Regions from separate parts of the Mus musculus genome. Here regions 2, 3, 4 and 5 are each linked to region 1. Evidence: chromatin loops called from intact Hi-C (ENCODE). Cell type or tissue: heart. All regions are shown on one strand. Each heading gives the region's core, and the rest is flanking DNA. Links, peaks and the distances in the headings are about the cores only.

Region 1 (5,789 bases), core at 579-5,578:
TGAACAGAATAGAAATCTAGATGGTGGGCGTGTCCACGATTATAAACTGAAGACACTTAATTCTGGTAGATACGTAGACTCAGCTGATAATACCAATCACTACTGATCAAACTCAGGATCCATGTGTGAACTGTATTCATTTCTCTGTGGTGCTGGGAGTGGAACCCGGGATCTTGTATTCTAGCAAGTGCTATACCTTTGAGCCACACTTGAGCCCTCCCACACGTACAGTCTTAAGCATGCTGCTGCCCACACTGACACACAGAGATGCACACTGACAGGCAGAGTAGCCCCAGCAACCCACATACAGATGTGTGTATCTACACAGATGACTGAGTCTCACCAATGCACATTCCCAAGTAACTAGAACCTATAAGCTTCTGTGATGCTTGGTTCTTAAACTCCCCCACTCTCCCCGGCCTCAGTGCAGACAATGGGGCCAGCTACTAGGCAGGAAACTGGAGTGGCAAGGTAGGCCATGGTTATTAAAGAAACCAGACGGGGTGGTGGTGCACACTTCAAAGCCTAGCTCTAGGAAGACAGAGGCAGGTGGATCTCTAGGCTAGCCTGGTCTGCAGAATGAGTTCCAGAACAGTTAGGGGGACCTAAACAAACCCTGTATCTAAAAACAAGAGCTATATCCAGTTGCTGCTGGCATTGGGCAGGTGCCAGCTCCACATACACCTCCATGGCAGTGGGCACACCTTCCTCTTCCTCTAGGGACAGCGACTCAGACTTGTACAGTTACCAGCCCCAGAGCTGTCTCTCTGCTTCATAAGATGTCACTCCTCATTTTTAGGGGTGAGAAAATGGGGAAGAATATATAGGCTGTAGACAGGATAAGGAGTTGAGCCAAGGCCAGGTTCCCTCCACTTTCTCTGGTGTGCTGTTTGTGCACACGTGTGAGTATCTAGACTTGCAAAGATACTGCTTCTCAACAGGAGTCTGGGATGTAAGAGACAGGGACTGGGGGCTGGAGAAGTGGCTCAGGGCTTAAGAGCACTTATTGCTCTTTCCAAGGATCTGGGCTCTATTCACAGTACCTCCAGGGTAGCTTACCACCATCTTGTAACTCCAATTCCATGGGGATCTGACGCCCTCTTCTGATCTGTGGGCACCAGGCGTGCAAAACATTTAAAATATAATTAAGTCTTTTTTAAAAGTAACTTTAAAAGTCGTTTATTTTTATTTCATGCGTATTATTGGTGCTTTGCCTGCGTGTATGTCTGGGTGAGGATGTCCGATTTCCTGGAACAGGAGTTACAGACAGCTGTTAGCTGCCATGTGGTTGCTGGGAGTTGAACCAGAGTCCTGCAAGAGCAGCCAGTGCTCTTAACCACAGAGCCATCTCTCCATTCCAAGTCATTGCATTTTTAAAGAGTTCAAAGAAAGAAGGTGGGATGGTAGGTAGGTACTGAGCCTCTGCAGTGGGGTAAAGTCAGATCAGGACTGGTATTTGTGGAGCATGCCCACCTGGCTCAGTTGCCCTCTGCCTGACTCCTCCGTCCATGCTCCATCTATGCTTATCTTTGGTGTGCTGTGTTTGCTTCTACAGATGGGGAGGTTGCCTGACTGTCTACCCATCGGCCTGGACCCCAGAGCCAAGCCAGCTGAGTGAGTGCCGAGGGTCCCAGGTGACCGGGGGAGTGGCACTGCTCAGGCCTCTGCAAAGACTACCCTGGAGAAGCTGATGCTGGTGGAGACAGCCCTTTCTTGCTGAGTCCAGCCTCTGCAGAGCCTGCGCAGGTAACTGTGAGCCAGTGTAACAAAGATCGCCTCTTAGCTTAGGCAGAGAGAGAGACATTAATCTAGCCTATTCGAACTCCCCATTATCCAGAGAAGGGAATAGAGGCTCATGTGGCACAGTGAGTCCCTTAGCATCCTGCCTCCTAGCCTGAGGACTCTTCCCTATGCCTCCATGACCTGGAGAACTGGGCGGAGAGATGGGTTGTGACGGTGACCAGGATTCAGGGCAGAGGTGGAAGCCAGCGTGCCTGATATATGCAGCTGACCTCCCCAGGACTCCTCTACAGAGCTGAGAGGCCATGGTAGTCCAGGTGTGATTGCATGCCCGGCAGCTGGCCGCAGGGCAGGCCATGGCAGGACCCATCTTTCTTGTGGCCCAGGTTTAGCCCACCCAGGCTCCCAGCCACAGAGGCCAGGTGGGGCTGCCCTGCCCTATAGAGGCAACTCCCTGAACTGACACATGAAGCCTCAGGCTCCAGGAAGCTCCTTAGAGTTTAGCCTGCTGGAAACCCCACCCAACTTCCAAAGGAGCATTCCTGAGGTCTGCATGGGGGTTGGGCCTCCAGGGATGGGAAGGGTGGGGAGGCAGGGCTGCAGGAGGATGTGAGGCTGTAAATGTGCTGTGCTGGGTCTGTGTGCAAGCAGGTGTGTGGGGCTCTCTGTCCTTAGTGCACAGGGTTGTGTATGCAAGAGTTACATAAGTGGCCTATGTGGGGGGAATAGTTAAGAGCTTCACATGTGTGCTGTAGTGGTGACTGCTGGCTATGGATCCTATGCAGGTGTGGGTATCCTGGGCTGTCTACCACACAGGGTACTAGTGGACCAAGACTCAAACACCCTTGGGTGGGTTTGTGTGTGCTCAGGGTTCTGAGCACAAGGTGAGGTGGCATGTGCACATGGCTCCCTTTGTGTTTTGGAGGTGGGCTGGGCAGGACTTGGGCTGCGCTGGGCTCAGCAATGCCCAGCCTTGTGGCCAAACTGCTGAAGTCACTTCCTTTTCAACAGTGACTTTCCAGGGGGAGGAGTTCTTCCGACCTGGTCGGCAGTGAGGGGCGTGGCCGAACTGGCTCTCTCTGGGGAGGGATGTGGGCGGGGGCGGGAGAGAGGTGGGAGGAGGTGCTAGTGGTACTGGAAGAGGGAGTCCTCTGGGAGACAGAAGGAAAGACAAGGACAGGAGTCTGGAAGGGCCAAGGGCAGGAGGGAATGGGGGTGGAGTGGGGCGGAAAGCACAGTCCCTGGGTGACCTCGGAGGGAGGAAGGGAGGGCTGCCAATGAGGTGACCCTCGGGTTCAGTGAGAGCTGGCAGTGGCGCCTACACACCTGGCACTCGGGGCAAGGGGCTGGCAGGGGGCGGTTCAGGAACAGACCTGCTTGCCAGGTGCCCCACTCTGGACAGGAAGAGGGTGGGCGGGGGCTGTACAAAGGAGCTCTGTGTGGCTGAGGATAGGGTAGGGTGGGGTATGCAGTGCTGTACTGTTCTGGGGTTGGGGGAGATGATGGGGGCGGGGCAGGACCAGTTCCCCTTGGGGCATCAGTGGCTCCAGGGGGACACCTAGTGGTCAGGGGAGGTAGTGCATCTTGATAACAAACTGGGGGAAAAGAGATTAGAAGTGGTAGTTGAGATAGTTGAGGAGGCCAGGGCTAGTCTGAATCTTTGGATGATGAAGCAATTTGACTTAAAGGATCCCAACAAAACCAAACTTAGGTGACAACAAAGCTGATTGGCATGGCTGTGTGTCCTTAAGGGCATGACTAAGCCTCTCTGTGTTCACATTTAAATGCAAAACAAGTGACTGGGGCTGGTGAGATGGCTCAGCAGGTAAGAGCACCCGACTGCTCTTCCAAAGGTCTAGAGTTCAAATCCCAGCAACCACATGGTGGCTCACAACCATCCCTAACGAGATCTGACTCCCTCTTCTGGTGTGTCTGAAGACAGCTACAGTGTACTTACATGTAATAAATAAATAATCTTAAAAAAAAAAAAAAAACAAGTGACTGGTCCTTCTTAGGATCTAGGGCAAGTGTCTGCTTGCTAGAAGATCTACGAATTAGGTGGGCACTAGGGGCTAAAAGGAAGGGAAGACCAAGAGAGTGAAACATGAAATTCCTGAGAGAAAGGGGGCTGGCAGTCCTGGGAGGTAACGCCTCCGTGGAGAAGAGAGGGCCTGAGGAAGGTTTCAGAGCAGCCATGTTTCCCACTGCTAAGAGCTTAAGGACATCCAGGAGCCTTCAGACTGAGGGGGCTGAGGGAAATGGGAGGGGAGTGCTCGCAGGCTGCAGAGAGGGTCATGAGGCCGGAAGTGAGAGCTGGGACTGGCAGCTTGGCTCCCCAGGGGAGGTTAGGGGTGGGTGAGAGGGGAGGAGGGCTGGGGAAGGGGTGGGGTGGTCACAGCCACAGTGGGGGAGGGTGGGGCTGGGGATCAAGGATGTGGGCTGGCGCTTCCCGGCACTCTGCTCTGCAGGTTGGGGCCCCCCTCCTAGCCAGCTGCTGTCCCTGTGGGCAAGCTCAGACACTGACCCAGAAGCAGACAAGCAGACAGAGGACCCTTTGACTTTTCATTCACAGACTTGGGCTAGATGGTACCTTTGAGAAGACGCCAAGAGAATGGCTGCCTGTTGGGGTGTGGTGGGGAAGGGAGCCAACTGCTTCCCTCAGATCCTAAGGCTGCAAAAGAGCAGTGGACAGTCGGGAGGATGTGGCCAAAGGTCTTCATGGGTGGGTGGAGCAGAAGCAGCCACTGCAGAGGAGGTTTGTCTCTTCTGCCAAGATTACGCCCTTGGGCCCCAAGTGGGAGGTCTCTAAGGCAGGAAGGCCTGGCCAGCCCCACCCTCAGTGAGGAAGGAGAGGGACTCCTGGTGTAGGTATCTCCAAAAGCCAGGTCAAGCCACTTCCTAGAGTTGTGCTCTGAGGCAGGCTCTTACTGTGTAGCCCTGGCTGTCCTAGAACTGTAGACCAAGCTCAGCTGTAACTCAGAGAGCCACCTGCCTCTGCCTCTGCCTCCCAAATGCATACCCTTGCCTGGCTGCCTCCACACTCTGAAGGTGCTCTCTCTTCAAGAACAGCAGTGCCAGCTGGCTCACTGGGTGGAGTGGTACATGCTTGTGTCTTCAGCACAGGCAGAGAGGCAGGAGGATAGCTGCAAGGGTGCGATCAGCGTGGTCTACATAGTGATTTCCAGACCAACCACGACTAAGAGTAAAACCTTGACGCCCAGGAAGAAGGTAGGGGCTGGAAATGTAGCCAAGTTGGTAGAGTATTTGCCTGTTGTGCACAAATCTCTAGGTTCAGTTTCTAGCATGGCAAAAGCTGGGTGTGGTAATATACCATTAGGTACGTGGAGTAGGTAGATGGAGTCAGGAGGATTAGAAGTTCAAGGTTCTCCTTGGTTGCCCAGCTGCCATTAGGCCATCATGGTGCACACAAGAGTTCCAGGTTACATTGAGAGATCTTTTGGGGGTGCAGGCGTGTGTGTACATGGGGGGGGGGTGGGAAATAGAGAAGAAGGGGGCAGGGAGAGGGGCAGTGCTGAGCTGGGCTAGAAGTGGTACAGGTCCACAGCCAGACATGAGAGAGAGCCTTGAGTTAGCAGGTGCAGGGGAGGCGAAGGGTGCAGCCCGGGGCAGTGGACAGAAATAAAGACCAGCCTGAATGGACGAACAGTGAAGTCTTCTAACCTCTCCATTTCAGCTTCTTCTTCTGTAAAATGGAACTAGAGCACAGGGTACTCACTGGGGGAGGGGAGGTTGCAGATTAAAATGACAGCTTCCCAGATGTCCCTCAGATGTGTGAGTCAGGCCCTCCTGGACTAGGGCCTGGGTATCTGGAGTGTTACACAGCTCCTCCGCTCCCCTGAGCTCAGGGTTTAGAAGCCAATGGCTTAGATAATTTCAGTGTTCCTCCCAGCCTTAAATTAGACCACAGCTCTAGAAGGAGCCTTTGCAGAAGTGGCTAAAGGATTGTTGCAGGAGCTGAGAGGAGAAAGAGGGTTTGGCCTTAAAAGAATTGAGAACTCTGCCTCTGAGCAGCTGTGTGGCTTCAGGCG
Region 2 (5,789 bases), core at 319-5,318, 110 kb before region 1:
ATGGATTTCATCCAATTGGGTCCACCTTTGAGTGGGCTCTCTGGTTCCCAAGCATGCAGTGAACACTCACACTGCTGGAAGACATCTACCTGTATCCCATAGATGCTGCTTCCCAAAGAACCGTGGTTTAGGCAACCTGGAGCCCCCGGGGCAGCACCAGTGAGGACGGATTGGAGGCAGCTGCCCTGAGGCCTCTGCTAACTCACAGTTTTCCTGAGTCACCTCCTCTTCCCACCCTGCTTGTTCCAGCCTGGCCTCGGTTTCAGGGCCACCTCTGCAGATGGCAATTGTTTGCCACCACTGGCTTGTCCCCAGAGAAACATGTCTGGCAGACGTACGCATGAGGCAGAGGCACAGCACAGAAAGGCTTGGCCATGGTATGGACAAACAGCAAGCAGTCAGTAAATGTCAGCCGCCGCCACCATGAGGGAGTGGAGGAAATAACCAGGGAGCAACCTGGGAATTCAAAAATCTAACTTTGCAGCCAGGCATGGCTCCCAGGGGCTCAGAGTTCTTCTCCCTTTCTCCCAAAGATTGGCATCTAATTAGGGCTACTCTGTCCTGGGGCGCCCCTATCCATTTATTCCCGTGGACATCATCAAAGAAAGATGTACAGCTCTACTCCCACAAGTCTAGTTTAAAATATATATACATATATGTATATATATATACCTTAATTAATAATTAAAAAATATTTATTTATTTATTTTTTAATTTATGCATATGGGAGGAGTTTTTGCCTGAGTGTGCGTCTGTGCACTGTGTGTGTGTGTGTGTGTGTGTGTCTACTGGCCAAGGAGGCCAGAAGGGGATGTCAGATCCCCCGGAACTGGAGTACTGATGGCTAGCTATAAGCTTTTGTATGGATGTTGGGAGCTGAACCCAGGTTCTCTGGAAGCACAGAGAGTGCTCTTACTCCCTGAGGCATCTCTCCAACCGCATAATTAATTAGTGTTTGAGACAGAGTCTTACTATGTAGCCCAGGCTAGCCACAAACTCATGATGCTCCTCCTGCCTCGGCCTCCTGAGTATTGATTGGGGTTGCTGGATTTTGAGTCCCAGTCCCCAGCAATCCCTCAGGCTGAATTACCCTGACGATGGCCGCATACTGCTCTCTCAGAATGCAGCTTAATTCTTCACCTTCATCCCCTAGACATTTACTGAGTGATCAATCCACGCCAGGCACTGTACCAGGCGCTAAGGACCCCACCGCACAAGGAACCTACTTCCTGCCTACTTGCAGCTCAGAGTGAATCCACGAGGCCCCCTCTTCCTTCCTGTTCGCCTTCTCTTCACCCCCATTTGTTTCGATAACCCCTACCCTTGTCTGTCTTCACGGGTTTTGATTATTACGTTCACACAGCACCAGACGACATGATGACACACAGCAGCGGCAGGGCCACGTGACATCTGTCTCTTTTAGAATTGTCTCTGGCAGTGGCCTTCAGACAGACACACCACTGAGTCATGGCCCTGCTGCAGGGTTGCAGCCTGACAAGTTCCTTGCGTTTTTAGGGTCCCAAATCTGCTTTCTTTAAAGCCAGGAGGTTTCCTCTGCTAATGCGATTGGCTTTTTATAAGGCTTTGTTTTGTTTTGTTTGTTTTTGGTTTTCGAGACAAGCTTTCTCTATGTAGCCCTGGCTATCCTGAAATTCACTCTGTAGATCAGGCTGGCCTCAAACTCGAAGAGATATGCTAGCTACCTCCTGAGTGCTGGGATTGAATGGGGTATACCACTACTACCCAGTTATGAGATTTTGTTTTTAAGTGTGTGCATGTGTGCGGTTTAGAAAAGTTATAGTTCCAGACAGTTGTTAACTCCCTGATGTGAGGTCTAGGAACTTAACGGGTCCCCTGGAAGACCAGGGAGCTCTTGTAACCAAGAAGTCATCTCTCCAGCCCCCTGGGCTTCCTCTTCTAAAGTGTCTGCTGAGCAAACGCACACGCTCTGTAACCCCTGGCCTTCTCAGATCCTCTTGCTTCAGAGCAGAGTTTATTTTGGGGAAAAGCCATCTTGTAGTGCCAACTTTGGTGACTAAAGTGGGGTTGGTGCTGGGCAGTGCCATGTTTGGTCACAAAGGGGGTGACTAGAAACTAACAGAGAATGCTTTTTACTCTGGAGCTACATCTTAAGACGAGCCCCAAATTAGACCTCAGTGACTCTGGGCTCCATCCCAAGTATAAAATAGAATAAAATAAATTCAGACCCCGGTTTCTGACTGTCTTGCTGTAAGACAATGTCAAGGTCATCTCTGGTCCTCAGGTTTCTCGTCTGTCAAATGGTGCTAAAGGAGTCTCATCCAGACCAAGAGTGTCATTCCCAAGTGTGGACGTTAGAGGATGTGTCTTTGTTTTTAGCTTGAAGGTTTAAAGATGGGTGTGTGCCAGGGAGGCAGGAAGAGGGCGGAGCTGGAGCTGCAGGTCACTGTGAGTCACTAAATGGAACTCTGTCTGCTGGAAGAGCAGCAACTGCTGAGCCGTCTCTCCAGCACCTTGCAGTCAAGTTCTTGCTGTGCTGACCAGGCTGCCCTTGAACTCCTCGGCTCAACAATTCGGCCGCAGGCTCCTCCAGCACTTGACTACAGGCATACCATGTCAGCTGACTTAGTCCTGACCTTTCATCAAATCCCTTTATCTAGGGAGTTTCCTTCCAGGCCCTGGTACCCTTTAACAGTCAGCCCCTCCTAAGGCTGGCGCCACAATCTCATGGTGCAGTGTACGAACATGACCACCAGGTGGCACTGTAGTCCCGGGCTAGACTTCATCAGCCCTCATTATCCTTGAGCTGCTCCGCAATTACTAAAAGCCCTCCCTGGGGCAGTCTCCACCACAGTCTTCCGAGACTGAAATGAATGGACCTCGGCTTCTGCTCTGCAGCAGGAAGCCTGGACGCTGGAGTGATCATTCCCAGGGTCTCTGAAGGACCTTCCTCCTGCTCTCCTTCCCAAACCCCTAGTTCCACAATTCAGGACCCTCTCTGCCATCAGGTCTGTCTTCAAGTTCACAGCCTATGCACCTCCCACCCCCACCCCCCGACAGAGCCATAAGGTTTTAGAGGAGAAAGAGAGAAACACGCCACCGCCACCCAGGCTTCTTGGCTGGCGGTACAGGGAAATGCTGAGAACCGGGCGTTACTAAGCTGACCTGGAAAGGGGCCTGGGCCAGCAGCAGCGGAGGTTGCTGAAGCAGAAGAGGCCTGTGGCTTCCTGTGAAGAACTGAGGAGCCACGTCCTTTAAGCAGATGGCTGGGGGGAGGGGTGGAAGACTAGGACGCCCAGGCCTCCCGGTGAGGAGAGGGAAGGGTCCCAGGAAGGCAGGCGAAGAGGCCAGGGAGAGCGTTCTCTTGCCTTTCAGCCTCTGCCATCTCCTAAGATAGACAGGCAGGACAAACAGCGTCATTAATGTGAAGCTACCCGGAAGAGACAGGGGCAGGAACAGGTCTGTCTGCTCATACAGACAGCAAGTCCAAGCACCTAGCCACAAGTACCCAGGTTTCAGTGCCTGACCTCAGAAACTCAGATAGAGAAACCCAGCCCCAAGTTCTCGGCCTCAAAACCCCAGCTTGTTCCCAACTGCATGCACCCACTGTGCAAGCAGAAGACGTAATGCCCTGTCAGAGGCTGTGGGGGTGGGAGTGGGGCGGAGGAGCGGGGAGAGGAGAGGGGAGGGGAGGGCTGGTGAGCTCCCGGACACAAGAACACGGGACACGCGATTCGATCCAGATCCAGAGGTTCTTTATCGGAACAAACAAATGATTCCAGATGGAAGCTTTGCCGCAATCCTTACAGGATCTGTTTACTGAGCTGACTCGTCCCTGTAGCCAGCACCAAGGAAGTGCCAGGCTGGTCATGCAAATAACCACACAGCCCAAGCTGGGCGACTTGGCTGCCTTTGCCCTACGCATACAGGCATACAGCTTGTTTGTCCAGGGTTGTGTCTCCTGTCACACCTATGGAGAAGCCTGCGTCCTTAACAAGGTCAGGGACAGAGAACTCTGCTGGAACCTTTCCTGAGCAGAGAGCAGGGGGGCTGCCACTCCTGACACAACACGGCTGTGTCACAAAGTCTGTGTGTGTGTGTGTGTGTGTGTGTGTGTGTCTGGGCCTCTGCCTCACCACTGTCTCGCTCCTCTGGAGGTCAGAGCACAGCTCACAGGAGCTCATTCCCTCCTACTATGGTTTGGTCACCCGTGTCTTTACCCACTGAGCCATCCTACCTGCCGGAGCAGGAACTCTGCGTCAACAGGGGGCTCAGCTTTCAGCATCCACCTCTGCCAGAAGCACCCCAGATCCTAACCCAGAGAAAGAGGGGAGAGTGTTTTCAGTCCTCCGGGAGTCCACAGTCTCTTCTCTGAACCTCCCACCCCAAGCTAGTGTCTCTTACAGGCCTCTCCTCTTAAAGTACGGGTGCCTTCAGGCAGATGGGCCCAAGCCACATGCCTTGTTTCTCACTACCACAGTGCTCTTCCTGGAACCACTTGGAGGCATCAAAAATACTGGTACCTGTTCTTACTACAGAGGTTGCTGTCTAATAAGTCTCAGGTACAGCTTGGGCTTTGGAATTAAAAACAAAGACAAGCAAAGCAACTGTCCAGGTGGTTATAGTGCACAGACAGGTATTGGTACCACTGCCTTACCATATCACTATTTTTATGCACAAGAAGTAAGGAAGCCCGGTGGTGGCACAGGCCTTTTAATCCCAGCACTTAGGAGGCAGAGGCAGGCGGATCTCTGTGAGTTTGAAGCCAGCCTGATCTACAGAGGGACTTCCAAGACAGTCAGTGTCACACACAGAGACATCCTGTCTCCAAAAGAAGAAGAGGAAGAGGAAGGGGAGGAAAAGACCAGTAAGGAAATAGGAGCCCTGGTGACACTAAGAAGCAGGCCTGAGCACCAGCCGTGACTATCAGTCTCTCACCTCAGAACTGATCTCCCAGTCCTCACATCCAGCTTCCTGCACATGTTAACCCTCACAGCAGTCCTCCGGGGTATTCTTGGGCGTTCCACCAAAGCACAGAGAGGTTAATCAGCTTTCCTAAGGCAGATAAGCAGCATTTGCTCCCAGAAAGCCTAGAACAGTTCCTTGAAACTGAAGGGGCTCCATAAGTCCTGTCTGATTTCCACTGCCATGCCAGGCAACTGTAATGTCCTCTGACTACCCACCTGCCTCACCCACCATCAACCGTTCAGCCTATAGACCATGTCTTCTAAGTATTGTTGTTGCTGTTGTATTATAGTTCAGGGAATGAAACGCTAGACAGGCCTGCTACTGGCGAGCTATGACCTCAGTCCTAGTATATACTTTGTATATAACGCAGATCTATTCACATTCACCCATATGCTTTCCCTGTCATCTAGCTGGCCACCCTCAAGCATGGAAGACACTTGTAAGGTCCTCCTAGTAGGTCCCCTGTGTCTATTTTTTTTAAAGATTTACTTATTTTTATTTATATGAGTACACTTACACACCATAGCTATATTCAGACACACCAGAAGAGCAGTCAGTGCTGTTAACCGCTGAGCCATCGTCCTTCCAGCCCCCCAGTGTCTATTCTTGGTAGAAAGATGTAGGTGATGTCATGGGACACCCCTGCAAGCCCAGTGCTCAGGGTTCACAGAGGACCTCAGGATTCAGAGTTTGAAGTCAGACTGGGTCATGCAGTGCAACCTTGTGTCCTAACAAATAAAAGAAAAACAAAAGCCAGAGCTAGGCGATGACTGAAGTCAGTAAAGTGCTTGCCACACAAGCATAAGACTGACGATGAGTTTGATCTTCTAGACCCACGTACA
Region 3 (5,789 bases), core at 401-5,400, 62 kb after region 1:
GACAGGATTTCATTGTGAATCTCTGGCTGTCTTGAAATTTACTATGTAGACCAGGAACTTGCAGAGAGCCTTCTGCCCCTCTGCCTCCCAAGTGATGGGATAAAAGGAATGGGCCACTATGCCCAGTTTAGAGGTGCGTTTTAGAGAAAGACAATCTGGGAGGAACTTGGTACAAAAATCTAATAGAGGTGCTGGTCAGATGGTTCAGCAGTTAAGAGCACCGACTGCTCTTCCAGAGGTCCTGAGTTCAGTTCCCAGCAACCACATGGTGGCTCACAACCATCTGTAATGGGATCTGATGCCCTCTTCTGGTGTGTCTGAAGACAGCGACCATGTACCCACATATATGAAATAAATATGGCCGGAGCAGGGCTGGAGCAAGCGGGGCTGGAGCAAGCGGCACCGGAAAAATTTAAACACACGCACAAATCAAAAACAAAATAAAACAAAGGAAAAAAAAATTCAAGAGAAAGAGCAGTGCCTGAGGCAGATGAGATGTTTTCCCAGGTAAATGTACTTAGGGCTAAGGGATAAAGGCTTGACCCCGTAGGTATGGACCCGTATGGACCCATACTCACCCCTCCAACTCTCTCCTCTCTCTCTCTCTCTCTCCAAACACACATGCCTCTAGGAATAAAAAGATCTGGGCCGGATGGAGCTTAATTGCTGCACTTTGGATGTGTCTGGAGGAGGAAGGTTCTAGGTCACCCTCCTTCTGCTACACGTGGCCAGCCTGTGCTTATTAAGAGGTGGAGAGGAAGGGGTACACTGGGGAGACACCAAGCAAACATTGGGGTTCCAGTGGGGACCAGTTGGCTCTTGCAGATGAAATGGGGGGAGGAGTGAAAGGTGGTGTCCCTGGTGGCTTCCATACTGCGGAAAGAATGTGGTAATTGTTCTTTGCAGTAGTTCAGAGTGGGGACCCTCACTCGCCCGCCACCTGCCTAGCTTACCCAACAAGATGCTTTATTCTCCAGACGTTCATGTGCATCCCTCAGCCATTTGTGTATGCATTCAGCCACCTTAATGGATCACTGAGTGGATGCTGGCTGCTGGGCTGGGAGCTGGGGAGACATCATTAGCGGTACACTGCTTACAGCCTCGGGTATGGATTGGAAGTCTGGCTTTGCAGCCGACTTGCGGTGAGTCCTGGCTCGACCTTCAGCTTACTATGACTTAAGGCGAGTGATGGGACCTTTTGGGTTCTTTTTGTCATCTGTAAGATGGGGACGTTAATGGCACCTATATGGCTAGAGTGGAGTGTTAGCTGTCATTGTTTCCTTTTCAGGAAGGAGACAGATCCCACAACACACTTTAACCGTTTCAGTTCGACAGTGATAAATATTCCAATGAAGCCCATAGGGACTGGAGGGAAGGACAGGCTTCCTAGAGTGATAGTCAGCTGACCTAGGCTAGCCTGGGCTCCGCTGCTAGGGAAAGCAGGAGGTCATAAGTCTAGTGCTAGAGGGACAGAGAGGAGGTAGGATGGGGGAGGGATGGGGGAGGGCTGGGGGAGGGGGGCTGAGCGATCAGGGTTTCTGCTACTTTGCCTCTTTGAACCTCAAGGCAGGGAAGTGGGTTAGAGAGACACACTGCCCCATTTTACAGAAAAGACACTAAGGGCCAGATTGCACAGTGACTTAGCAGGTCTGTCTGTGAGGTGGTGGCTTAGGGGGCTGGAAGAAACAGGCCTGAGAAGAGAGGCCTTTGTCCCAGGGCCTGCTGGGATGAGAAAGGCGCAAGCTGGAGCTGCAGATGACCACCAGCAGCTGTGGTGGCCAGGACCACATTCCTTCCCCTGGCAGTGGGGCAAGTCCAGGCTTCAGCAGGGGCCTGGAATTCTCTTCTGGTCTTAAACCAAAACAAAAGAAAACAAAACAAAACCAAGGAACTTTAGTCCACATTAAGTTGTGCTGTGACTTCAAACAGATACAGCTCTGAACTGTCCTTCCTGGCCCTAGATTCCCACCCCCCACCCCCACCCCGCCCCAAGTCCCCAGGATAAACCTCCCAGCAGTGGGACTTCTGGGAAAGAAGAGGAAGTCTGGAGTTGGAGTCCAGACTTTGTGGTGAGTCTTGGCTCAGCTTCTCCAACTTGCTGTGTGACCTCATGCAGGTCATTAGCCCTCTCTGGGTCCACCAAACTGAAGGAAGGGAGGGTGGGATGATATAAGTGGGGTGGGAGTCCAACAACTGGCTCCAGCCAGCTGCAGCAGCTTTGTCGATCTCCAAGTTGGAGTTCTTGGGCCTGGTTTTTTTTTTTGGGAGGGGGGGCAGGGGGGGCAATTGGTGGGGGTTGCTATTGGTGGTGGTGTCTGGAAGCAGGAGACAGACAGCCTTTCATCCTTGCTGGCCCAGGGTCTGGGGGCAGGTTGGCAGGCTCCATATCCCGAGATCACGTTTCAAGCAAGAAGGGGCCTTCCTGTGACCTCAGCCGGCCAGCCTTGTCCCTGCCTTCCTCCTCCATCCACACCAGCCGGGAGACAAGCAGCATCCCACCCAAGGTCACTGGCCAGCAAGTGGCTGTCCTTCTGCCTGCCCTTCCCTCCCCTCCCGCTGGAGCCAGCCCCCACCCCCGCAGCAGCTTCCCCCTGCAAAGCCCTGGTCTCCTGGGCCATTAGGAATCTGCCAGGCGAGGCGTGGTCTTCTTCCTCCCTTTTGCTTCTTGGCTTGCTTTCCCAGCTCTGCAAAAGCCTCTGGGTGCGTGTACAGGAACATTCTTCTTTAAAAAAAAAAAGAGGAGGGGTTGGGGGACCTCAAAGAGAGAGAGAGAGAAAGAGAGAGAGAGAGAGAGAGAGCTCTGGTTTGGGTAGAAAATCAACCGGCTCCTTAATCCTTGCCTGCAACCTCTGCCTTCCCAGCCAGCCTGTTGGCTCTAGGCCCTGGAAAGAAGGCTCGGCTCCAGCAAGAGGCCTAGACCTGTCCCCCGCCCGCCTGCCCGCCTGCCCGCCCTCATCCTTGCCACCTCCTTCTCTTTCTGGGGTCCGCGTGTCTTTTGGAACCTGCAGGGGCTCAGCAGGGCTGAGAACATGTGGGAGCTGCAGAGGGGGCTGGTGGGAGATCTCATGGCCCTGCCCACTTGGCCATTTTCTCCAGACCAGAGGTTACAGGATCTGCATTGCTCACCCTAGCCCAGCCCATCCTTCCTCTTCCTGCCGTCAGTTGTTTCTCTATGAATCACTCACTGGTCTCTCCACTGCCAGTTCCCCCAGGGCCATCACCTATATGTTCCTATCACTGCTGTTGCCTTGTACAGGACTTGTCTGCTCCTGCTCCTGCTCCTCCTCCCCCTCCTCCTCCTCCCCCTCCTCCTTCTCCCCCCCCCTCCTCTCTCCTTCTTTTTGGTGAGAGCCATTTACTTTTTTGTTTTTGTTTTGTTTTGTTTTGTTTTGTTTTGTTTGAGACAGGGTTTCTCTGTGTAGCCCTGGCTGTCCCAGGACACTACTCACTCTGTAGACCAGGCTGGCCTCGAACTCAGAAATCTGCCTGCCTCTGCCTCCCAAGTGCTGGGATTAAAGGCGTGCGCCTTTAATCCACCACCGCCCGGCCGCCGTTTACTTTCATATTCTAAGTCTTCGCTCTTCGGAAGCCTCAGCACGATGGCAGCCAATGCCCTACCCTTTGCTCCAGCTGAGGACGCTTTAATTATGTGGGGTTCCCACATCTGCTTCTGTGCCTTATGCGTGTCTTGAATGAATGAATGCAAACCATAAATAGATCCTCCCCAGATATTCAGAGAAATCTTGCAAAGGGCCATTTGGCAATGGCGTACCCCCATTAAAGGCCTTTGGTGCCAATGAGGAAGGTGGTGCATGCATATAATCCCAGCATTCAGGAAGCCATGGGAGTGGGACTGTCCAGAGTTCAAGGTCAGCCTCTACTATATAGCCCAGCCAGGGCTATACTAGTAATACCCCTTTCTCAAAAACAAAACAAAACAAAACAAAACAAAACAAAAAAACAATTCAGGCCAGCTCAGACCTTGGATCTGGCACAGTGGATAAGGCTGCTTGCTGCCAAGCCTGATGACCGAGTTCAACTCCCACTTGCTGGAAGGCTATGGGCCCCTCCCATTTATGATAAATTCATGTAACTCAAAACAAAAGCAAAGAGCAACCTTCCACGAGTGCGTGCCCTGCACTCTCACCAACACAAGCCTCCATCTCTGCCTCTCTAGGCATCAGCCCTGTAGAGGCTTTCTTTTCCCCAGAAAACCATTTCTCTCTTGCCCCTAGACTTCTGCCCATGCGATTCCCTCTGCCTGTATACTCTTTTACTTGCTTATGGCTCTCCCATTACCCAAGGAGTGCACAGAGATTACCATCAAAGCAAGGCGACTTCTCTCTCTCTCTCTCTCTCTCTCTTTCTCTCTCTCTCTGTGTGTGTGTGTGTGTGTGTGTGCGCGCGCGCACGCGCGTGCATGTACTGGGGGACTCAGGTAGGCTAAGCAAACTCTACCACTGAGTGACCCCACCCCATACACACCCTTTTTACTTTGTATTTTAAGAGAAAGTTTCATTAAATTGACTAGGGTAGTGTGAACTCACTCTGTTGCTTGTCCTTGAATTTGCAATCCTCCTGCTTCAGCCATGACCGCTAGGCCTCAGATGGCCTCGAACCTGCTAGAAGTGCAGGCATTCTCCACTCTGTTGCCTATTTAGAATGTGTGTGTGTGTGTGTGTGTCTGGAGATCAGGAGCTAACTTGCAGGAATCATTTCTCTCCTCCCACCACGATGAGCTTAGGGATCAAACTCAGTTCCTCGGATTTGCCAGCTACCTGGCAACCATTGAATTGTCTCTTCTTGCTTCTAATACAGGTTCCAGGTAGCCCAGGATGGTCTCAAACGTGCTATGTAAAGAGGAGGATGACCTTGAACTCTTAATCTTCCTGCCTTCATCCCTGCCCCCTCCCCCTGCCTCCCCCCTTCCCCCCCCCCCCCCCAGTGAAGGAATTATAGCACTATAGCATAAGCTACTGAGCCCACTCCCAAGGCTTTCTTTGGTTCTTCGGTATGGCTTCTTTCTCATTAAGAGACACTCTCAGACAGAGGCTGGCTAGATTGATCCTGGGTCACGGGTGCCCTGCAGAAGCCTCTACAGGAGCAGACAGCAATCTATGCTTATTAAATGAAGAGACTGGGAAAGGAGGTCAAGTTCAGGATTTGGGCTTTTTTGGGTGGGGGGAGGGGGCAGAGGATGGGTGCTGGGGAGTGAATTCAGGTCTTGCTGGGGCTAAGTGCTTTGTCCATGCTATGGCTCTGGGCTATACACCTCAGGTGCATGCAGGATTCTGAAGGCAGGAGGAAAAAAACATAACATGTTTTTGCCAAGGGAACAGAGTCAGGACAGACAGACAGATCTCTCTCCTCTCCTCAAGGCATTGAGCAGAGCCAGGTACATATGGGCATCATGTCAACTGCTGTCACTATTATCTCTTCCTTGAGCCTTTTGGTCACAGTCACATCAGACTTTTTTTGTTGTTGTTGTTTAATCTGCCATCTTCCTTAGTTCTTACCAAAGCCCAAAGAGCCAGGGATTGGTTGTTGTCCCTTTTGCTAAAGAAATGAGATGGAAGCAGGACGAACGGTTTGCTAGGGTTGCTTGCTGGTTAAGTGGCAGGCACGGGGTTTGAACCCAGGTCTCTCTAACCCTGCCGCCCACCCTTGTTCCCTGCCTGGAGCACCTGCCTGCAGGAGGAGGAAGAGAAGAGGGTGGCACATGGGCATAGTGGGAAGGCAGGGAGGCTCCACCGAGCTGGGGCCTCCGAGGGAAGCAGAGCAGCAGGCAG
Region 4 (5,789 bases), core at 435-5,434, 78 kb after region 1:
GGGGACCCTGGCTGCTAGGCTGGGGGTAGGGACATTGTGGAGGAGTGTGTGAGCACGCGCACATGTGCACAGAATGAGCCCTACAGAAAGGAGCCTTGGCTTACGGGCCACTGGTACCAATGCATGGGTGCTACCCAGATCGTGACAGGGAAGGGCTAAGTCCTGTGGTCCTTTGAGATGAGGAAATGTTCATAGATTCAGAGATCAGGGGTTACCCTTGGCGTTTAAGCCCAGCACTGAAGAGGAAGAAAGCCAAGGAAAATGTTAATGGTTGTCCTACTATGTGCCAAACCTTAGGTATAAGTGCTTGTTTAGTTTTTCCAGCTGTCCTTGTAAGTTTACTGGTGAGGAAGTCAAGTAGGTTTCAGAGAAGTAACTTGCTCAGGGTGACACCGGAACGTGTGGCACTTACCAAAGTGAGGGTGTTTCCTCTGGGAAGCACCGGGCGCGCAGGGATAAGTTAGTGTTCTCTTACAAAGTTTGCTTTGTCATAAATGGAGGGAGGGGTCTAGCCTGGAGAGTTGATTTCACTTTTGGTGTGGAGACAGGCTAGGTCTTAAGCTCAGGATTATTAATTATAAGCCCATCTCCTTTTCTTGCTTTGTGACTAAGGAAGGGCCATTTCTGAGTGTTAAAAATCACTTCGAAGTGTGTCAGGACAGCAGAGGATTCCGTTTGAGTCCCAGGCAGGTGTCACCAATATTTGTTGTATAGAGACATGAGTTTTGACTCCAGGTGGTGTCATCAGAGTGTCTTTCTCTCCTCTGTACAAAGGCTACATTTTATTGGGAGGGAGAATTTATCCATCTGTTGTATAATTTCTTTGGGTTCCTTGGGGCTAAAGTTTCAATGGCCTGCCTGTGTTCAAGTGTAGCCTTTCTTTCTTTGTTCTTTCCTTATCTTGCAGATGAGTAAAGGCAGTGGACTTTGAGTAGGAGTAGCTGGGTACCTTAGCCCTTAAGTTTTCCAAACCGCCAGAGCTTTGGGTTAATCAAAATAGCAGGTCCAGCTGTGGGTATTGTTCTCATGTGCCAGTGTTAGGGAGGGAAATCCGAGGAGGAAGTTGCTGAGAAAGAGGGCGTTTCTGAGCTGTGGAGCCAATATGTATTTTCTTTGTTTGAAATTCTAAAACCAGAAAAGCAGCAGCTAGAGGAAGGAAGGAAAGGACTTGCAAGCCTGCTTCCTGTCAGGGAGCTGTAAGGACTGTCCCGGGCCATGTGGGAGGCACCGCTTGCCCAGAAAAAGGCAGTTGAGTTGGCTGGACTTTGAGAACGGTCTTCTAGATTTTAGAATATAGAATGAAGTAACTTTAGGTCTTAAATCTTCCAGAGTAAACGATTAAGGGACTCTTTATTGAGTCATCACTGTTGGTTCGTTGTCCCCATCATACTTCCCAGGCTTTGTCTGAGTTTTAACTGTGATTACAAACTCTGGGTTTTAACATAATCTGACTTTCCTACTAGAGGGTGCAAAGCCACCAGCACTTGAAAAATATGTTTGCCCATTTAATTATATCCATGTTGTCATTTTCTTTTTAATGTTGCTATTTATTTATTTATTTATTTATTTATTTATTTATTTATTTATTTATTTATTTATGAGTCTGGGTCTTCCTATGTAACTCAGGCTTACCTTGATCCCAGTATTTTCCTGTGTCAGACTCCCAAATGTTGGGATTATAGGCATCAAGCATTAGCATACTCCACTTGGTTTTTGACATTTAAGGTTTTTTTTTTTTTAAATGGTTGTGAATCACACAACTTATGTAGTGACTTATGTCCTCTGCCAGAGCAACAAGTGCTCTTACCTGCTGAGCCATCTCCTCAGCCCCTTGTGTCTTTTTAAAAAAATATATTTTATTTTACCTTTAATTGTCTGTATGAGCATTTGGCTTTGTGTGAATGTGTGTGACTTTAGTTCCAGAGGATCTGATTTCCACTTCTGATGTCAGGCAGCCTGCACATGCACACTGCACATGCATACATGCAAGCAAGATATACAGTAAATATTGTACAGCAAAGTTGATTTCAGTGTCTGAAAATAGTGTTGTGTAGAAAACTTTTTTTCCTGTGATGTAAAACTTTTACTTTAATTAAAATGTAGTCAGTGGGCGTTTTCTCTCAGATTCCGAAGTATGCCTTTTAGCACTCTCTCTGTACTTGTTTTGATAAAAGTACAATGACCCCCACCCCCACCTTTTTCTGTTTATGGTTCTGCTAAGCAGACACTCTTTCCAGCTGAATTACATCACCACCCTCTCTGTCCTCCCCCCACATTTATAAATAATAATTTGTAGGTTGTTTGGTCTTTATTTTCTGTAAACTCAAAGATTGGTGTTTGTAGGACTTTTTTTTTTTAAAGATTTTTTTAAATGAATACAGTTTTTTTTTAAAAGATTTATTTATTTATTATATGTAAGTACACTGTAGCTGTCTTCAGACATACCAGAAGAGGGAGTCAGATCTCATTACAGTTGCTGGGATTTGAACTCAGGACCTTTGGAAGAGCAGTCGGGTGCTCTTACCTGCTGAGCCATCTCACCAGCCCTTAAAGATTTTTTTAAATTACTATTATACATAAGTACACTGTAGGTGTCTTCAGATGTGCCAGAAGAGGCCATCAAATTTCATTACGGGTGGTTGTGAGTCACCAGGTGGTTGCTGGGATTTGAACTCAGAACCTTCGGAAGAGCAGTCAGTGCTATTACCGGCTGAGCCATCTTGCCAGCCCCCTGTTTGCAGGACTTTAGAGCTGATTTTCCTTCAGGGTGATGCTTAGTGTAACGTGGGATAATCACTAGGAGATGGAATCTGGGTCAAATTGTTTCTTTTTTCCTTTCTGTTTTTCTTGGTGTTTTGAGACAAGGTTTCTAGTAGTACAGGCTTGCCTGGACTTAGCTATGCAGCTGAGGATGAATTTGACGTCTTTTTTGTTTGTTGGTTTTATTTTAAAAAGATTTCTGTGTTTGGGTGTTTTGTTTGCATGCATATGTTTGTGCCTGGTGACATGGATACCCGGGAACTGGAGCTGCAAACAGTTGAGCTGCTGTCTGGGTGCTGGGAACTGAACCGAGGTCCTCTAGAGGAAGGAACGTCTAGTGCTACTAACTGCTATTTCTTCAGCCCCTGACCTTGAACTCTTGATTCTTGTACCTCCACTTCTAGTTCTGGGTTTAGAGACTTGTCTAAAAATAATTCTTGGTGGATTTTCTATGCCACTTTTCCCAAATAAACACAGGGCGTTTCTACATTGCTCTAGCCTCTTTTAGCTCCCAAATAAAGACACAGAAACCTGTTTTTTGTTTGTTTGTTTCGTTTTGTTTTGTTTTTCCCGAGACAGGATCTCTCTGTATAGCCCTGGCTGTCCTGGAACTCACTTTGTAGACCAGGCTGGCCTCGAACTCAGAAATCCGCCTGCCTCTGCCTCCTGAGTGCTGGGATTAAAGGCGTGTACCATCACGCCCAGCTTTTTTTTTTTTTTTTTTTTTTAATTTCTTTTATTTATATGAGTACACTGTAGCTGTCTTCAGACACACCAGAAGAGGGCATCAGATCTCATTACAGATGGTTGGTGAGCCACCATGTGGTTGCTGGGAATTGAACTCAGGACCTCTGGAAGAGCAGTTGGTGTTCTTAACCACTGAGCCATCTCTCCAGCCTGAGACCTGGTATTTTTATTAACAAGCTACAAGCCTAAGCTGGGAAGGTTCTGAGCTATCCTAACCTTCCAATGCTGTCCATTCCCATCCATGTGTCCCTTTACCTTCAATCCATGGCTTGCCCTGGCTTGCTCTGGTCCGTGTGACCTCACGGTGACTCCTTATTTGTTTTTGGCACTTTCCTTTCTTCTTCACTCTCTGGGACCCCCTGACCGGGATTGGAAGTCTCCCTATTCTCTTCTCTCAGCTAGTTGTCTGATCAGCTCTTTATTAAACCAATCAGGAGGTGATGGAGAAGAAAGAATGTTTACAAAACACTGAGACAGGTGATGATCCACAAAAGTAACATTACCAAAGTCTGGACATATTCCACTCTCTGGGGTACAGAGATCAGCATGTGGATAACACAAAGACCTTTACACAGTGCACAAAACCATCTCCCAACAGGCTTGGGCCATTATACCCAGGTTTTGTGGTGCTACGGATCGAAGCCAGGACCTCAATGCCCGCTAGGCAAGTGCTCTACCAACTAAGCTCATCTTCAGTCATATGATGTGTAGTCTTAGTTCTTCTGAGCTACCTCTACCATAGAATGAAGTACATTGTTTGACAATGAAGGATTTCTTCTCTTTGTAAGAAACCTCAGGACAGCATAGATTTTAAGAACTTTGTTCCACAGACTATGGGACCATTGTGTTTGAAGCCTTCATTCAGTTCATCCTCCGATTTGAAGGGCACCATGGCGTCTGTTAACAGCACTTTGACGGGGATGTAGAGAGGGTGTGGAATGGTGACTGGAAGCTGGAGGTGGAGTAGTTGTGGGATTGGACTAGGGAATAGGAGTGAGTCTTATCTAGACTACCCACTTTCTTCCATTTCATAAGGGCTGATACTATTGAAAGTAATTGTAAAATAGTGAACTAGCATGTTACATGCTAAGATATGCTTGTGATTCTGTGTAAATCATCTTAGCATTTGGGAGTTCAAGGCCAGCCTGGTCTACAGCGTGGGTACCAGGACAGCCAGGGCTACACAGAGAAACCCTGTCTTGAAAAACAAACAAACAAACACCACCACCACAAACTCAAGCCAACTTAACTGTGTCTTATATTTCTTTTGTGTTTGTAATCCCTAAAGATCAGAGCTTCAAACTGGTCATATCAGGATTTTTCATGAAAAATGTGCTTATTAAGTGGCATAGGAGCTCTGATGTCAATACATAATCAGGTTAAGAATTGTTTATCTTAGTCTGGAGAGATGACTCAGTGGTTGGGAGCACTGACTGCTCTTCCAGAGGTCCTGAGTTCAATTCCCAGCAACCACATGGTGGCTCACAACCATCTGTAATGGGACCTGATGCCCTCTTCTATGTGTCTAAACAGAATGACAGTGTACTCACATATATATATATATATAAATATAATTGTTTATCTTTCTAGTTCAGTGTTTGAGAGCACTGACTGCTCTTCCCAGAGGACCTGGGTTCAACCCCAGCACTACATGGCAGTTCACAACTGTCTGTAACTCCAAGATCTGACTCCTTCACATAGCCATGCATGCAGGCAAAACACCAATGCATATAAATAAAGGCAAATAAATTATCTGTCATTTAGTGTGTGTGTGTGTGTGTGTGTGTGAGAGAGAGAGAGAGAGAGAGAGAGAGAGAGAGAGATTGAGAGAGATGCAATCGATGCATGTGTGCCACAGAAGGTGTGTGGAGGTCAGAGGACTACTTTGGGGGTCAGTTCTCTCCTTTCATCTGGTATCCAGGGGTTGAACTCAAGGTTGTCAGGTTGTGAAGTTTTTACTTGTTGAGCCTATTGATATATTATTGATAGATTACATTGTAACTGCTTGATAATATTTTTTGGTGAGTTTTGTGCTGGCAGTAACATGAGTTGAGTATGATAAAAGATGGTTCAGACCTGGCAGTGGTGGCACACACTTTTAATCCTAATACTCGGGAGGCAGAGGCAAATGGATCTCTGAGTTCAGGGACAACCTGGTCTACAAAGTGAGTTTCAGGATAGCCAGTGCCACAGAGGAACCCTGTCTCCAAAAACAACACTTGCCTGTTGACTAGATTTTGAGTGCTGGGGTTACAGATGTGGACCACCATGCCTGGCCAGCT
Region 5 (5,789 bases), core at 259-5,258, 130 kb after region 1:
AGCAGGAGCACTGCTGTATTATCAACATATCAAACAGGACCTTCTGCCTGCAGCAGAGCAGGGACGCAGCATGTTGGCCTCTGAGTCCTTTGAGCTCAGGAATGCCTCTTGACTGTTGCTGCATGGAAGCGTGCAGTATGCAGAATTGGGAGCTCCTCCTTGATTTATTAAATGCACCAGGAGCTCCCAGTGCACAAGTTAACTGCAGTTTACCCCGAGGGTGTGGTTTTGCCCTTCCAGGCTAGGTTAGCCTAATTCCCCCTTAAATATGTACTAAGCTTAGAAGCTAAAGGAAAAAAAAATGAGACCTTACTTTAACTAGGTCTCAAACTCTCGTCAGGTTGGGCAGTCGTTTACGGCTGCCTTCCCTTTGTGCGTGAGCATCCGAGGTGTGGAGACTTACTCCTCATACCTCTCCCATCCCTTGCGGCTCAGAATAACAGTGTGGAGGTATTTATTCCACATGGCGGTTTCTTTGGCTACAAATTCTCCTTGCATTCAGGGTTGAAAGTACAGAACTCTTTTCTTATTCTAAAAAGTGAGACCTTGTGGAAAAAGACCAGTGGTGTCTTGTTTTTCAGGGAGGGCTTGAATATCTCAGCTTTTCGCTTGTTCCCTGGGGTGTGGATTTGAAGGATTGTAACCTGGAGCAAAGACTTTGAAAGCTGTGGGTTAGAGAATGTAAGGTGACCTTTTCACCCTTAGAAGAAATTTGGCATCTCTGTGTGGGGTGGGAAAATTCAGGCCCCTTAGAGATACCCACATCTTGGTTTTCAGTGGGCTTTTGAAATTCAACTGAGGACGTAATTTAGTGTATTAAGCATGGACGCCTAGTTGTTGCTCTAACTTTCAGGCTGCTCTCAGAGCCGTTTTACAAGGTGCTTTACAGAACAGGAGGGTGAGAGCCAAGGACAAATGTTTGCATACACTGGCTGCTTTTCCGGGACTAACTTGTTGACATTGCACCTTTCGATTTTGTTGAACCTGCTTTTAATTTCATGTTTGTTCAGAATTTGCCAAAGAGGTTCTATTAGTTATGGACTATATAAGCACAGAGTGACCAGGCTATGGAAACTGTCTCTTTCTCCAAGAACAAGCATGTGTGTGTGTGTGTTTGGGGTACGATATACTCTTTAGTCTTTGGGCTGGTTCCTCTCACTCCTGTGCACTAGTGACTTGCTCTGTTTGCCCTTTCTAGGTAAGTATGCAGAGGACATTTTCGGAGAGATTTGTACTCAGGCAAGTGCCTTTGCCTCCCGAGTAAACTCCCTTGCTGAGCGGGTTGACCGAGTACAAGTTAAAGTCACTCAGCTGGATCCCAAGGAAGAAGAAGGTAAGGAGGCTTAGCCAGAGCTGCAGGCTCTGCCGAGGAGTGCCTCAGAATCCTGCCCTGGTTTGTTACAAAGCAAGAGGAGAGATCAGAGAGACTGATATACGTCTACTTGGAAGCGACATAAGCCTAGGTGGTGTAAAGAAACCTTTTTCCCTTTACCACACAGCACACTGCCATCCCCCCAGTCCCCTTGTTCTCACGTTTCCTTTCCCTCAGTGGTATTTTGCTACCATAAAAGTACTTGGAAGACTCATTTCACCCATGGAGAGGCCTGCAAGATCTGGCCACATAGTAAACCTTTGTGTTGCTTCATCTGTTCAGTCATGAAATGGCTGGGCTGCTGACAGCCTCGTGGGGCTTCCCCAGAGGGGGAAGGGAAAAAAAACCTGGCTGCCAAGAAAGGCAGCAGCTGAGGCGTCTCCGACGGTGTGACTCAGTGTTTGCTCAAATAGCCTGCCGTCCATTTTCTAACGCCTTCCATCTTCCTTCTCTCAGTGTCACTACAAGGAATCAACACTCGGAAGGCCTTCAGAAGTTCTACCACCCAAGACCAGAAGCTCTTTGACAGGAACTCTCTCCCGGTGCCCGTCTTAGAGACCTATAACAGCTGTGACGCTCCTCCCCCTCTTAACAATCTCAGTCCTTACAGGTAACCGTGCGCTCGCTCTCTCTCTCTCTCTCTCTCTCTCTCTCTCTCTCTCTCTCTCTGTGTGTGTGATTAAAAACTGCATTGTCTAAAATCTCTAAAGATAATATCTGTATCAGAGAGAGAATACTGTTGAACTCCCTGCCCACCCCAGCAGAGACCGTTAGCTCATTCTTGTCTGGTCTCTGACGGACATGCCGCGTCTCCTATGTACTGAAAGTTTGCTGTACCATTGATGCTGCAAAGTTTAACTTGGGAAAAGTAAGTCCATCTGGATTCCATCCAAGGAATTTAGTTATTACAGAAGCAAGAGGACTTGTTAGCAGGCAGTCCTGCACACGGATTCCCAGGGGCCACATTCTAACCGGCTTTCCACTTTCTCAGAAAACTCTAAATTACCAGATGTTTGGGCAAGTTAATGGGACCAGCCTCATACTGGCTGCTGGGGAGGGGGGGATCACAGTGTGGGGAGTATTGGTGTCCTTCCACGTGAGTGCCGGTCCCTTCATTTTGAACACCCTTTGGATGGTTTCTTCTGTAAGGACCAGCCCTGGTGTAGGTAGACATGGGAAAGGAAGATGGTAGGTTTAAAGACAACCTAGAGTCCTCCCCTCTGGCGATTTGCTAATGTCATCTTGAACAGACCAACTGAGCAGAAGTAGAAAGGGAATATTTATCTTGCTTGTATCCATAAAAAGTAGTTACAGGTAGCTAGACGTGGGTGCTGGCGGTCAGGCATGGGTACACTGAAAAGCAGAGTGTGTGTGTGTGTGTGTGTGTGTGTGTGTGTGTGTGTGTGTGTACCTCTTGAATTCAAGGACACTGGTCTGTCCCTCGAGCCCCAAATAGGAGCTTGGTAGCGTCTCACAGAGATCAAGAAGAATATCTGCCCTTGGTCCTAGTAAAGGATATGGAGTCTTGCTTGCCCCAGGGCTGTCACTCTTTAGTCTGATTGAGTTTGGGGATAGTGTGTGATAGAAAGGGTTGACATACCTCATAGTACTGAAAACGATATGAGACAGTGTTTGTATGGTGGGATAGGATTGACAAATAATATTGAGATGTTTCATCTTTCTGGAAACTGTATTATTTTTTTTTTTTGATACTAATACTGCCAGAATTAGTATCTCCTTCCTCTCAGTTATCTGGACTTGGCCTAACAGAAACAAGCAGTGGTTACTATAAACATGTTGCTGTCAGGGCCTGGAGAGACAGTTCAACCCGTAAGAACATCTGCTGCTACTGCAAGTTCAGCTCCCAGCACTTAGAGCAGAAACTCACAACCGTCAGTAACTCTAGCTGCGTGTGCTCTTACACCCCCTTCTGGCCTTTATGGGCACCCACATATGTGCACAGAGACACGCATACACACACATTAAATAAAAATAAAATAAATCTAAAGCATGTTTTAAAAGGAACTAAAAACGGTTGGTCTAGACACCTGTGCCCTCAGTGGTGGTGGTTGATATAGATGTGCCCTTGGAGTTTGAAAGGCAAGGGGTAGAATTGTCTTTCAGAAGTTTTGGTTGGTTGGTTGGTTGGTTGATTCACTGTGTGTGTGTGTGTGTGTGTGTGTGTGTGTGTGTGTGTGTGTGTGTATGTGTAAAGAAAGATTGGGTCTCTCTATGTAGTTCTGGGTGTCCTAGAGCTTATATATACACCAGGCTGTCTTAAGACCATCCTTTTAAATGTTTTGTGTGTAGTTTTTTTTTTTTTTAAGATTTATTTATTATTATATCTAAGTACGCTGTAGCTGTCTTCAGAAGAGGGCGTCAGATGTCATTATGGTTGGTTGTGAGCCACCATGTGGTTGTTGGAATTTGAACTCAGGACCTTCGGAAGGCCAGTCGGTGATCTTACCCACTGAGCCATCTCTCCAGCCCCGTGTATAGTTCTTTTTTTGTGATCCATTCTCTCCACATAGTGTAGGCTGGCCTTGAACCTCTGATGCTTCTCTCTGCTTCTCAGTGCCAGGACTACAGACATGCACTGCCACGCCTGGCTTCCTGCCCCCTAAAGCACATACTTTCTGAACAGTGGAAGTTTCACCACACCAAAGTAGAAGATTCTAGTCAGGCCCATGGAGTATGGCAAATAGTTGTTACTCAGTAGCTCACTCTGTCCTATGTATTGCCATACCCACTAAGACCTTGTGGTCTTTTGTTGTTTGAGACAGAGTTTCTTTTTTTGTTTTTGTTTTTTCTGAGACAGGGTTTCTCTGTGTAGCTCTGGCAGTCCTGGGACTCACTTTGTACACCTGGCTGGCCTGGAACTCAGAAATCCGCCTGCCTCTGCCTCCCGAGTACTGGGATTAAAGGTGTGGGCCACCACGCCCAGCTCTGAGACAGAGTTTCTTTATGTAGTCATGGCTGTCCTGTCTCTGTCTGTCTCTGTCTCCCCCCCACACACACACACCATTGCCTTGAACTCAGAGATTTGTGGCCAGCCCCTGCCTCCCGATGGACCTTGTGGTTTTAAAACAGCTGGCCGTTTGTGTCAGTGGGTCTCCTTGCAGTAATACTGAACAAGGGAGCAGGAAGTAGCTGCTCTCTTGTATCTGTGTGGAGAAGAGCAACTGTACACAGAGACACTTAGGTAGAAAAGACCTGGGGCTGGTGAGATGGCTCAGCAGGTAAGTGCAATAACTGCTCTTCCGAAGGTCCTGAGTTCAAATGCCAGCACCCACATGGTGGCTCACAACCACCCAATAATGAGATCTGACACCCTCTTCTGGTGTATCAGAAGTCAGCTACAGTATACTTGTGTATAATAATAAAATCTTAGAAAAGACCAGCAGGGCATGGTGGCATACTCGGGAGGCAGAGGCAGGCGGATTTCTGAGTTCGAGGCCAGCCTGGTCTACAAAGTGAGTTCCAGGACAGCCAGGGCTATACAGAGAAACCCTGTCCCGAAAAACCAGAAAACAAAACAAAAAAAAACAAAAACAAAAGACCTTAGTGCTTTCTACAGAGTCCTGGGGAATGGATAGGGAAGAGGAACCAACAGCAGAAGTCTCCTTAGAGATAGACAGTATTTAGATATCTCTGTCAGAGTCAACTGTGCAGGTGATTAGAAATAATCAGAATTCTGGCCAATCTAGCCTGTTCTTGCCCCTGACCATGTAGATTCCTGCATGAGAACTGAAGATATGGCCAAGGTTTGTAAGGAGTTAGGGCCATTGAGAATCTGGTGTGGAAGCTGAAACATACAATTGATTCGAAGGTGTCCTGACTCCTTAAAAACTGCTAAGTGGTTGGTGTTGGGATATTGGGTTTGGTTGGGAGCTCATCTCTCTACTGACAGCTACTCGTCTTCATTTTTATCCCAGGGACGATGGAAAAGAGGCACTCAAATTCTACACCAACCCCTCATACTTCTTTGATCTTTGGAAGGAGAAGATGCTGCAGGACACCAAGGATATCATGAAAGAGAAGAGAAAGCATAGGGTGAGGGGAAGGGACCTCTGTGCTATACATCAGTAGGCCCCGTTGTAGAGGAGGGATAAAAAGGAAGCGGGTCTTATGTGAAGTCATTCCAAGTGACCGCTTGCTCGGGTGCAAAAGAATGTGTCCACACCAAATACCACCAAGATGAAAGTATAAATCACACCAAAAATATGTATGTTCCCGGCACTGTGTAATAACTGAGAATATTTGAGCTGAGCTTTAGAAGTGGGCTTTTCTGTTCACCAGTTATTTTTCTTGCAATCTGCACCCGACTCTGCGGGACACCCAGCTAGCCTGGTCCCGTCCAGCACAGTCGTTCCTAGACACGCACCAGGTGACCCCTTCACTGCTGCGTGGGCGGGGC

Evidence for each region. Hi-C counts contacts between places; a loop is a spot of excess contacts. Peaks named below come from ENCODE experiments on the same cell type or tissue, not always from the same donor. Only the 100,000 strongest peaks of a DNase experiment are listed, where the experiment ranks them.
Region 2: it touches region 1 in a loop (5-fold over the local background); 10 of 42 quality-filtered maps call a loop at or near these places.
Region 3: it touches region 1 in a loop (5-fold over the local background); 4 of 42 quality-filtered maps call a loop at or near these places.
Region 4: it touches region 1 in a loop (5-fold over the local background); 3 of 42 quality-filtered maps call a loop at or near these places.
Region 5: a loop joins it to region 1, with 2.0 times the contacts of the local background. A loop is called at or near these places in 3 of 42 quality-filtered maps.

Annotation. Positions count from the first base shown.
Region 1 is chr4:133,053,458-133,059,246 of GRCm38, forward strand. It overlaps Ahdc1 (AT hook, DNA binding motif, containing 1), which reads left to right. Exons shown (of 7, transcript NM_146155.3): 3 at 1,556-1,746. Among named protein-coding and RNA genes, the nearest start is that of Gm26615, 27 kb to the right of the region's middle. In heart, for the core only: a CTCF peak has its summit at 3,325 (motif pointing left); DNase peaks (open chromatin) are centred at 2,274, 2,944, 4,544, 5,544 and 1 weaker place; H3K4me3 peaks cover 2,238 bases; H3K27ac peaks cover 3,850 bases.
Region 2 is chr4:132,942,969-132,948,757 of GRCm38, forward strand. Gm36518 (a long non-coding RNA gene) reads right to left here. Exons shown (of 5, transcript XR_881471.1): 5 at 5,454-5,675. Among named protein-coding and RNA genes, the nearest start is that of Gm36518, 15 kb to the right of the region's middle. In heart, for the core only: a CTCF peak has its summit at 2,733 (motif pointing right); DNase peaks (open chromatin) are centred at 2,733, 3,393, 3,623 and 4,083; H3K4me3 peaks cover 1,029 bases; H3K27ac peaks cover 4,287 bases.
Region 3 is chr4:133,115,167-133,120,955 of GRCm38, forward strand. No RefSeq gene overlaps it. Among named protein-coding and RNA genes, the nearest start is that of n-TGgcc1, 3.5 kb to the left of the region's middle. In heart, for the core only: a CTCF peak has its summit at 2,510; DNase peaks (open chromatin) are centred at 1,755, 2,115, 2,585, 3,005 and 1 weaker place; H3K4me3 peaks cover 829 bases; H3K27ac peaks cover 3,652 bases.
Region 4 is chr4:133,131,124-133,136,912 of GRCm38, forward strand. The region is part of intron 1 of Wasf2 (WAS protein family, member 2); the gene reads left to right. Among named protein-coding and RNA genes, the nearest start is that of Wasf2, 3.4 kb to the left of the region's middle. In heart, for the core only: a CTCF peak has its summit at 2,452 (motif pointing right); a DNase peak (open chromatin) is centred at 1,118; H3K4me3 peaks cover 1,069 bases; H3K27ac peaks cover 1,068 bases.
Region 5 is chr4:133,183,771-133,189,559 of GRCm38, forward strand. It overlaps Wasf2 (WAS protein family, member 2), which reads left to right. Exons shown (of 9, transcript NM_153423.6): 3 at 1,199-1,333; 4 at 1,829-1,982; 5 at 5,308-5,425. Among named protein-coding and RNA genes, the nearest start is that of Mir7017, 9.0 kb to the right of the region's middle. In heart, for the core only: a CTCF peak has its summit at 3,305 (motif pointing left); DNase peaks (open chromatin) are centred at 1,711 and 2,371; H3K27ac peaks cover 2,179 bases.